Regions from separate parts of the Homo sapiens genome. Here regions 1, 3 and 4 are each linked to region 2. Evidence: read pairs that join two places in POLR2A ChIA-PET (ENCODE). Cell type or tissue: CD4-positive, alpha-beta T cell. All regions are shown on one strand.

Region 1 (2,500 bases), 140 kb after region 2:
TTCAATGCTGGGCCAAGGAGCAGCTCAGAAAATCAGCGTATTTATTTGGGAACTTGACATATGACAAAGATAGCATCATAGATAAACAAAAAGGAACAGATCTGTTTCATCAGATAATATTGGTGAGACATACTTACTAAATAGAGGATAATAGATTTGGGCTTCTACATTAGACACAGGGAAAGATGGACCTCACATGGATAAAACCACAGTTGAAAGGTCAAACCACGCTGTTGACACAGTAACAGGAAGGAAAATATTTTTGCAAAATGGAACTTTCTTAAACAGTGTCCCTACATTAAAAAGAAAAAGAGCAAAAATATGTGTATTTCACTATACATTATATATTTCTGCTAAAGAAATACATAGACAAATATTATAGAAAAATAAGAGACTAGTAGAAAATATCTAGCTTTACAAAATATTTATACAGACCAATAGGAAAACGATAAGCATCCCAATTGGAGAATAAGAAAATGAGTTGAATAAGTAATTCAATAATAGGATTGTCCTGATATCCAACCAGTGTGTGAAGAGATGCACAAGATCTACAGTAATACAAGTTAAGTTGGCTCCCAATGAAATGGTAAAAATCTGGCTGAGAATGTATGGAAAAAGGAACTCTCATACATTGCTGGAGGAAATGTAAACTGAAACCATTCTGATAAGCAATCTGGCAAAAATGAACAAAATAAAATATATGCAGGCACTGTGTTCCAGCAACCTAAATCTGGTGTAAATATATGGTCCAGATAAATTTATCACACAGAATTGTTTTTCCTCCTTTATCACCAGAAGTTAAATGATTTTGGTCTTGGCTCTTGTGGCTCAGGTAATATTTACCTGCATTGCATCTGTGTGTTTGCGTATGGTTAGGGAGAAAAACAGGGGTTTCTAGTCCCTCTGAACGGATGTTGTGAGTTGGACACTAAAGGAGACTAGAAAAGGGAGGAAAGGCATGACCTAACCTGAGAAAGAGTTAGGTTTCCCCTGACAAGGATGAGAGAGAGGGATGGTTTTCTCTCCCCGTGGGAGAGCTATGCTTCGCTCCCAAGCAGCTGCCCAGCGCTGGCAAAAGCTTTCATCTGCGGGGAGCAATCTATTAACTTATTGAGCACTTACTCTATGTCAGGCAATATAGTAGAATTTACATGTATTGTTGGTATAGGTTTGCTCCCCCCGACCTCCAAATTTTATACACTGAAATCCTAAGCCCTGAGGTAACGGTACTAGGAGCTGGGGCCTTCTGTGGGGTCAGTAGGACATGAGGGTGGAGCTCTCATGACTGGAAGTAATGCCCTTCTAAAAGAGACCCCAGAGAGCTAGCTCACCCTTCCCTGTGAGGAGACAGTGAGAAAGTGCCATCTATAAGGAAGTGGGACCTCACCAGGCACAGAGTCTGCTGGCATCATGATCTTGTATTTCTCAGTCTCCAGAACTGTAGGAAATAAATTTTCGTCATTTTTAAGAGAGCCAGTTTGTGGTATTTTTGGTATAGCAGCCTGAACAGACTAAAACAACTATATCTTACATACTGGTTAGGAATAGAATATGAATAACTAGAATATAGAATACATTAGATAGTAATACTGATAAGGAAAAAAGAGAAAAGGAGAGAAATGGGTCATAAAATGATGATGAAGTATAAAATTTTAAGCTGTATGAAAGAGGTCTCACTAAGGAAAATAAAGACCTAAGAAAAGTGAGGGAACTGGCACTGTGAAATTAGAGATGGAGGGCAGGCGTTCCAGGCAGTAGGAATAGTTGGTGCAAAAGCCCTCAATGAAGATTGTGCCTGGCATGGTAGAAAAGCCTCATGGGGATGAGAGTGACTCCAGTGGAGTGAGACACGAGGGGCACAGGGACTTATGTCAGAGGAGTAATTGATGGCTGAACCACGTGGGTCCCCTTAATCTTTTAAAAAATCTGGTTGAAGAGGAAAAACGTTAAGATAATCTGACTCACAGTTTTATCAGGTAATGCTGTCTGTTGTAGGAAGAACTGGCTGAAGAGGGGCAGGAGTTGAACCAGGGAGACCAGTTTGCTAGCTATTGCAAGTATCCATGGCAGAGGTAATTGGGACTTTGACCAAGGTGGGGCAGCAGGTATAATAGAGAAATGGTCAAGTTCTAGATGTGTTTTGAATATGGACTCAATAGGATTTTCTTTTGAATAGCAACTGAGTAGAAATCAAGTTTTACTGAGACAGAAATGCTTTTAGAGGAGCTGGCTTTGGTGGATTGGGGCACATTAGGTTGCATGAAGTACATGTTAAGTTTGAGATGTTTATTTGTCATCTCAGTGAAGGTGGCCAGTGTACAGGTCAAGGAAGCAGTCCAGGTTAAATACATAAATTTGGAAGTCGTCAGTATAAAAGCACCATTTAATAACACGAGACTGGATGTGACAGCCTGTGGAATGTGTGTATCTAGGAAAAAGAAAATATTCAAGGACTGAACGCCAGAGCTCAGTTTAACGATTGGGAGAAAGAAAAATAACA
Region 2 (2,500 bases):
ACAATAGGCCCATGAGTGGAGTGGCCATGTGGCAGAGATGGAGATGCTGCACACACTCAACATCATGGCTTTTTCTCCCCAAGGCTACCTACCACTGATTACATGATCTTCCAGCAGCAGAGGCAGATACTGACCCCTTCAGGACAAACCAGGTGTTTGACAGCAAACTGACAACATCAGACCCCTTCCATCCTTGGGGGAACAGTGATTCATTCTATGGGTTTGCTTTCTCTGATTATGGTGTCTCTGCCTGCCCTACCATTCCAGATCTTTAAGAATGCTGAATTAGCAATGTGGGGTGATTCATGATCTTGCCTGAAATCAAGGAAATGAGGGAAATGAAACACCAGGCACGTGATCTTAAGATCTGCCGTTCTTACTAAATGTCACATCACTTGGAAGAAATCAACCTGATCTAATAATGAAGTGGCCTCTTAAAGTGTCTGCTTAGGTAGTAGTTTGGAGACAGGATCCTGTTTTTTGGGGGTTCAATATTCCAAGTTGCAGTATATTCACTGAATCAATGCATGGCACACCATTGATACATGATGTTACATGACATGGTGTCTCCAGTAGGTGGAATATGTGGGTCTAAGGACCAAAAGGTAGGAGTAAGAGTAGCCCCCGTAGTAACCTATCTGCAGCATGTATGCTTCTGGGTTTTGCAACTTTGGCTCTGCTGAATTAGATATTCTTATTCTTGGGATACGGGAGAGTTCTGCTTCTAACAGGGATTAGTAAGTATCATGAACTCAAAGCTGTGACCACTGCATGGTAACTATGGATACTCATGATGTGTACAAGAGGGCAACTAAAATAGCTACTATATTCATGGGGATAGCTGACCCTAATTATAATGAGAAAGTAAGGTTGCATATGCACAGCAGCAGGAGGAAGAATGAATCTGGAAGTCAGATGATTCAGTGAGATGTCTTGTGGTACATCTAGGCCTGATGAGAGCAGTGAACTGTCAACTACAGTGAACAGGGCGTGACAAAGTAAAAAAAAAAAAAAAAAAAAAAAATCAAAGGTTCAGACCCCGCATATACAAAGGTCCGATTGACTCCTTCAGACAAACAAAACCGACTAAACTCCTCCTGGCTGAGGATGAGGAAAATCTAGAATGAGTGAAGGTGGTAGATGATAAATATCAAATATGGCCTCATACACAGTTGCAGTGGAGGAGTGGAGCTTTTTTATTTTTATTTTTTAAACAAAAACATTTTTATTAGCTCTTTTGTAGAGATTGAGGCCAGCCATCATTTTGAAGACATGGCAACAGATTAGATTTAACATGAGATAAGTAAATTTGAATATTGCAAGCGGTAAATTGCATCAGATGCTTCCTGTGCCCTGCTTCACATCCTCTTAGCTGTGTGGGTGTCACTACAGCTGCAGCTGGTGCAACAGTTCTGTGTGGACTTCAACTCCTTTGTACTGACTGCATCTTGCCTCAGCACGCGTTACACATCTTTTACTATCTGCTGTGGATATTTCCTGGTTCTACAGGGTAGGAAACCTGAAAGAGCCTTCTTGACACGCCCACCCATGAACAGCCTGAAACTCAAGATCTAAAGACATTATCCCCACCCAGAGGCAACCAGAAACCAAAGGCTCAGGAGCTAATGAACAAATGCTTCATCTTGTCTATCCTTGGGTGGAAAATTCTGGCAAGTTGTCCTAGCTACCCTATGACCAACTCAATAATGGGTTCTGCATTGGCTTTTCTTCCTTCTGTTTCACTCTTGCTAGTTCTTAATTTCTGCTTTCTTCAATCAAATAAACTGCTTGCACACAATTCCTAGTCTCAAATTTTTCTTTCAGGGGAACCTAGCCTAAGCCAGAAGGCAAATATGATGAAACTATTTGCTTAAAAAGATTTGAAACTAGATTCCTATGAACGAAAAGGGTCGGCCAGGCACCGTGGCTTAGGCCTGTAATCCCAGCACTATGGGAGGCCAAGGCTGGTAATCACCTGAGATCAGGAGTTCGAGACCAGCTTGGCCAACATGGTGAAACCCCGTCTCTACTAAAAATATTAAAAAAAAAAAAAATTAGCCGGGTGTGGTGGTGGGTTCCTGTAATACCAGCTACTCAGGAGACTGAGGCAGGAGAATTGCTTGAACTCAGGAGACGGAGGTTGCAGTGAACCAACACGGTGCCACTGTACTCCACTCAAGCCTGGGTGACAGAGTGAGACTCCGTCTCAAAAAAAAAAAAAAAAAAAAAAAAAAGGTCATTCCTCCAAGATACAGCTGTCACTGTCATAAAATTTAGCATAAACAAATACACCATCAAATGCCCCACTATAAAATGTAACATCCAGCAATTACATAGTAAAGGATTTAAGGTGACATCATTCATTACAGTATATGAATGATCCTCCTGACTAAATGGGAATTTAGTGTTAAGTAGCTGTAAAAGCTGCCAAAGAGCAAATGTTATTGAAACAAACATTAGCAACTTATGACTAAAACCTAGGGCATCCTGACCATAGCTA
Region 3 (2,500 bases), 59 kb after region 2:
GTTACGACTGAAACAAGGGAAGATGACTTTTAGTGTTTTGACTGAAGCACCTGGAGGTGCTTCTCCATCTTGTGAAATGGAGAAGACTTGTGAAATGGAGAACGGGTTTGGGCAAAAATCGGGATCAGTTTCAGATATGCTAAGTTTAGGATGTATATTAGAACTGTGTGTAAAAATGCCAGAATTTATAGTACTGAAGTTCAAAGCTGTGGTCCATGCTGGAAATAGAAATTTAGAACTGGCTAGTGTTACATGGTCTAAAGCTACAACACTGAATGAGATGCCCTAGGAAATTCCTACAGACAGAAAAAATAAAAAATAAAAACTGAGCTCCAAAATGAAGAGGGACCAGTAAAGGGGGTTGAAAAGAGGTGGCTCTCCAGCTAATTGGAGAGCCATGAGAAAGTGGTTACTGGTAGTCATGTGAGGAAAATGTTTCTTTTTAATAAAAAATTTAGATTCAGGGGATATATGTGCTTATTTGTTACATGGATATACTGCATACTGGTGGTTGTTGGGCTTCTAGTGTACCCACTACCCAAACAGTGAGCATTGTACCCACTAGGCAATTGATTCAAGAAGAGAGCTATCAATTGGGTTAAATGCTCAGATAGACCTACTGAAGAGACAACTGAGAAGTTACTGATGGATTTAACAACATGGAGGCAATCAGTGACCTGGATAAGAGGTGAATGATTGAGATAAAAGCCTAAACAGAGTTAGTTCAAGAGACAAAGGGAGGGCAGAAATTGGAAACAGCAAAGGTAGACAATTATTTGGAGAAATTCTTATCCTAAAGTAAAGCAGAGTAAGGAGAAATAGCTGGAGTGGGGATGTGGGATCTGGAACATGAAAAGCAATAGAAAACAGGAACACTGAAGCAAAAAAAGAAATTATTGTTGGTGCTAAGGATGGGACATCCCAAAGATAACAGGGATGAAATAGCTAGAGATAGACAGGAATGCAGTAATCATAGTGCAATATCCTGTAAGCCAATAAGACTGGAAGCATATTGACCAATATGAAATATAGCAGGAAAGACAAGTTGAATGAGCATAGAGGAAAAGCACATTGTATTTATCAAAAAAGAGGTCATTAAAAGAAAGAAGTATCAGAACATATCAGAAAGGTTGGTCTTACGTGTTTTTAAGATATATATAATACTTTATTCATTCATGTTATTTACAATATTTCAGGTACTCTTTTTGTCACTAGGATATAACAATACACAAAAACATGGAAAAAAGTGCCATTCTTACGGATGTTGAGTCGATTAATTTTTTTTTGAAGACAACAACAACAATAACAAAAAAAACTATCAACATTTACAATAAGCCCTCTGTAGTCTCTGGTTCCTATTATTCACATCCTTATGTAATCCTCTCCCCTTGTGTGAACTAGACTTAATGACTTAATTTTAACCAAAAGAATGTGGCAAAGCTGATGGCGTATTGCTTTTACAATTAGGTTACAAGAGATTTTTGACTTCCATCTTGCTAGCAAACTCTCCCTCTTGCCTTCTCATCTTGGATGCTTTGAAAAAGCAAGCTGTTATTTTGGAGAAATCTTTGTGGCAAGGAAATAAGGGCAGCCTTTGGCCAACATTCCTGGAAGAACTGAACCCAGCCAACAACCACATAAGTGAGCTTGAAAGCAGACCTTCCCCAGTCAAGCCTTCAAATGAGATCCCAATTCTGGCTGATGCTTTTGTTGCAACGTTTTGAGAGACTCCAAGCTAGATCCCTCTACTAAGTGGTGCCCTGATTCCTGACCCACAGAAAAATGAGATAATAACTTAAGCTGTTCTAAGTTGCTGAGTTTTGTGGCAATTTATTTTGTATCAGTAGATGAAGAATATAATGACTTAAACACTCACCAGTTGTTCCAATGGAGGAATGACATCTTTCAAGATATGCTGTGAATGATTCCTTCTGTGTCTGGATATCTGCAAATATATTGACATTGGATATTATTACATAATTTTTCTTGATAGAGTTTAGTAAGAATACACATAAAATAACCAATTCAGTGTTATTCAAGCATGTGAATTAAGTAGATATAAAATGAGAAGTAAATGTTTTGGACATTGACTAATTTAAATAAAATACGTACTCAAAGATGGCTGGCTGCAAGCATATCTCAAACCCAATTCTCTTCTTACCATGTAACCTTGACACCCCTTTCTTCAAATGTTGAAGTCTGTGTTCTCTCATGTGAACCTGGGCAGACCTTATGCCTGCTTCAATAAAAAAGTACAGCAGAAGTTCCACTCTATGACTTCAAAGATTGGAACACAAAAATGTCATACATTCTCCTGTGTCCTCTGAGAACCTTCACTCTTGGAAAATATGTTGGAGGAAACCCAAATCACACCCACAGAGTAAGCACAAGGAAAGCCTTATAGGTTTCCGATTGATAGAAAGGCTGAGGTTCCAGCAGACAGCCAGCATCAACCACCAAGCTTGTGAGTATAAAGAAGTCCTCTATCCTTCCCAGGCTC
Region 4 (2,500 bases), 100 kb after region 2:
ATATATTTCTATATATCTGTATATAGATATGTATATATTCTATATATCTATATAAATAAAGAAATGTGTGTGTATATATACATATACTACCTGTACACATACATAGAATCTACTGTATACAAGGAAGAGTCTAGTTATTATGGAGGCCTGCAAAAATGTTATTGTGCCATCACACAAGCAAAGATGCTACCGTGCCATTACATAAGGCACTTACAACCTGGGGGATAATTGAGTCAGTGTTTGCTGTTCTGTTTCTCAACCTGCTTCAGTTCTCTGCTTCACTTGCCAAGATTTTAAAGTGCCATTTATCAGAAACATTCAGCATCAGTACAGCAATGATTTAGCTTAACTAAGTGCTAGCAAGCAAAGGATAATATTTGACATACTGTGTTTTAGGTTAATCAAGGTTATAATGATGATCTATTAAAATACATTTTTGAAAATTGAGGCAGATATTAAAATGGGAAGACATACAGGCATAAATAAATGTAAATTAAATGGTAAACACCATTTTCTAGCTTGCCTTTTACCTGTTCGTGAGTGCACACTGCCATTAAACACTCTCCAGTTTTAATTTTTGGGTGTTAACATCTGGTAAATATGTAAAGAATATTCCCATCTGCTGATACAATTGTATGTAAAGTGACACATATCACCTTGGGAGTTTGCCATAAATTAAACCTCTCTTAATAATATTGACTATGGTTCCAAAGTTATTTTAAGAGTGAAGAGTATTATAAGAATTAAATAAGAGATGCTGCAAAAATTTAGTGGAAAAGCATAGTTGCTGGCACACAGCGTATTAGGTAACCTTTTTTAATTAGAAGGTACACTTTTAGATTACTGATTATGAACATCAGGGGACCTGAGATTTTGATTCATCAGTAATTCTCCTTTATGTCTAAACTAAGATGTAAAAATGAGACCTCTGGCTCTAACTCCGTATTTCAGAGTCTTTCCATGCTGTTGCAGAAGCTGTGTTACCTGTAATCTCTAGTACTGCTCTGCCCCCTTGTGCTGCTGCAGTGAACTCGACAGAGGAACAGTGTGCCTTCGTCTCTGTACATGAACTACAGAAAAACCCCACTGTCACTTCTCACTTTTCTGGTAAGTTCAAGGTCAGTGTCTAGCTATTTTCAGCTCATCTCTTCTTGATCCATGCAGAGAAATGACAAGGTAACGTGATTCGGGGTCAGCTGTATTACAGGAACCGTTACATAAACGGAGAAAGTGAAAATCAATCCTAGCTGACAGTGACTTCGGGATAATCAGCGCTCACTGGATGCCTCTGTCAGTTCGCCTGCATCAAACACCGTGTGACTTCTGTCAGATCTTTTTAATAAAACTATATTCTCACTTTCAGCAACCTAAATACATGTTCCACTGGAACTGAATTTTTTAGACTATTTTAGCCCTCTAGATTTGTAAACTATCCCAATATTTCCTTGAAACATCTCATGAATGATATCTGTCATTCCATGGTTTGTTATTGACCTGAGATGAAAGGTGTTACTGTGAAACATGCCATCCTTTGGGTGATCTAGGTGAGCCCTCCTACAGACGGCCGCATCTTCTGCCTTGAACTCAGCACCACAATCTCAACACCATTTCCCAAATCATCCTCAGCTCTCACTCTTCTCTCCTACTCGGTAACAGAACACTTAATCAATCATTTCTTATTGGGAGAACAGCTTCTTGCTCCGTTCTAGTTGTTCATTGTTGCTTTCCTCTCTACCTTTGTATTTTCCACTAGTTCATTTCCCCCTCATATAGAATTGGAAGCAGTATTTGACAAGATGTTCCATGTTAGAGGCATTCTCGCTGACAGCACCTGATCTGTCAGTCTTGAGAAGGAGCTATTTTATCCCACCAACCTTGTGGTCCCTTGAAATTGTGAGGCACGCAGTACTCAGCTGAAGTACAATTTACCATAATATTAGTTGTCAGCAAATTCAAAGACGGAACTCCTAAAGCTATAAAATGGATTAGAAGCAATTTAAAAAAAAATTAACAAACTAGAGTAAGAGTATACTGTCAACAAACAAATGCTCCATCATAGGACTGTAATTTGGAATTTTAATTACCCCTCTGCTCTGTAACAAAACAATGTCTGAACTGGCAGCGATTTGAATCTCTCACAGGTCATTGAGCATTCTAGCTAATTACTCTATGAATAGCCTGTTTTTCTCCCCTCTGGAAACACGTTTCTAATGGCAGTCAAGGTCTGACAAATGTGTCATCTACATAATTAGCTAGGAAGCAACACAAAACATTAAACATGCTTTGTGCCGACAACTATCAAAACATTTCATTTGTTGTCAATTATTCATTACTTTGTAGGTTCTGAAGGGGTTGTTATTATGGAAATAAGTCCAGATGCTAACAAGGTTAGAGTTTTGGATTCAAATTAGTAATCAGAGGACTAACTTTTAAAAAAATGTATCTCATGTACATTCAGCACCATGTTCTATCAGTAGGAGATTATAAACAAATTTAGCTA

The links. ChIA-PET counts read pairs that join two places held together with the same protein. Peaks named below come from ENCODE experiments on the same cell type or tissue, not always from the same donor. Only the 100,000 strongest peaks of a DNase experiment are listed, where the experiment ranks them.
Region 1: POLR2A ChIA-PET joins it to region 2 with 7 read pairs; 8 of 35 experiments call an interaction of 5 or more read pairs at or near these places.
Region 3: POLR2A ChIA-PET joins it to region 2 with 6 read pairs; 7 of 35 experiments call an interaction of 5 or more read pairs at or near these places.
Region 4: POLR2A ChIA-PET joins it to region 2 with 7 read pairs; 7 of 35 experiments call an interaction of 5 or more read pairs at or near these places.

What each region holds. Positions count from the first base shown.
Region 1 is chr2:143,123,553-143,126,052 of GRCh38, reverse strand. No RefSeq gene overlaps it. Among named protein-coding and RNA genes, the nearest start is that of ARHGAP15, 4.6 kb to the left of the region's middle. In CD4-positive, alpha-beta T cell, no CTCF peak of the experiment used is centred here; no DNase peak of the experiment used is centred here; H3K27ac peaks cover 1,720 bases.
Region 2 is chr2:143,261,060-143,263,559 of GRCh38, reverse strand. All of the region lies in intron 6 of ARHGAP15 (Rho GTPase activating protein 15), which reads right to left. Among named protein-coding and RNA genes, the nearest start is that of ARHGAP15, 130 kb to the right of the region's middle. In CD4-positive, alpha-beta T cell, no CTCF peak of the experiment used is centred here; DNase peaks (open chromatin) are centred at 239, 929 and 1,409; H3K4me3 peaks cover 520 bases; H3K27ac peaks cover 2,183 bases.
Region 3 is chr2:143,201,579-143,204,078 of GRCh38, reverse strand. ARHGAP15 (Rho GTPase activating protein 15) reads right to left here. Exons shown (of 14, transcript NM_018460.4): 3 at 1,877-1,945. Among named protein-coding and RNA genes, the nearest start is that of ARHGAP15, 73 kb to the right of the region's middle. In CD4-positive, alpha-beta T cell, no CTCF peak of the experiment used is centred here; no DNase peak of the experiment used is centred here; H3K27ac peaks cover 788 bases.
Region 4 is chr2:143,160,949-143,163,448 of GRCh38, reverse strand. All of the region lies in intron 2 of ARHGAP15 (Rho GTPase activating protein 15), which reads right to left. LOC107985949 (a long non-coding RNA gene) reads right to left here. Exons shown (of 2, transcript XR_001739723.2): 1 at 1-2,500. Among named protein-coding and RNA genes, the nearest start is that of ARHGAP15, 33 kb to the right of the region's middle. In CD4-positive, alpha-beta T cell, CTCF peaks have their summits at 846 and 1,048 (motif pointing left); a DNase peak (open chromatin) is centred at 1,018; H3K27ac peaks cover 387 bases.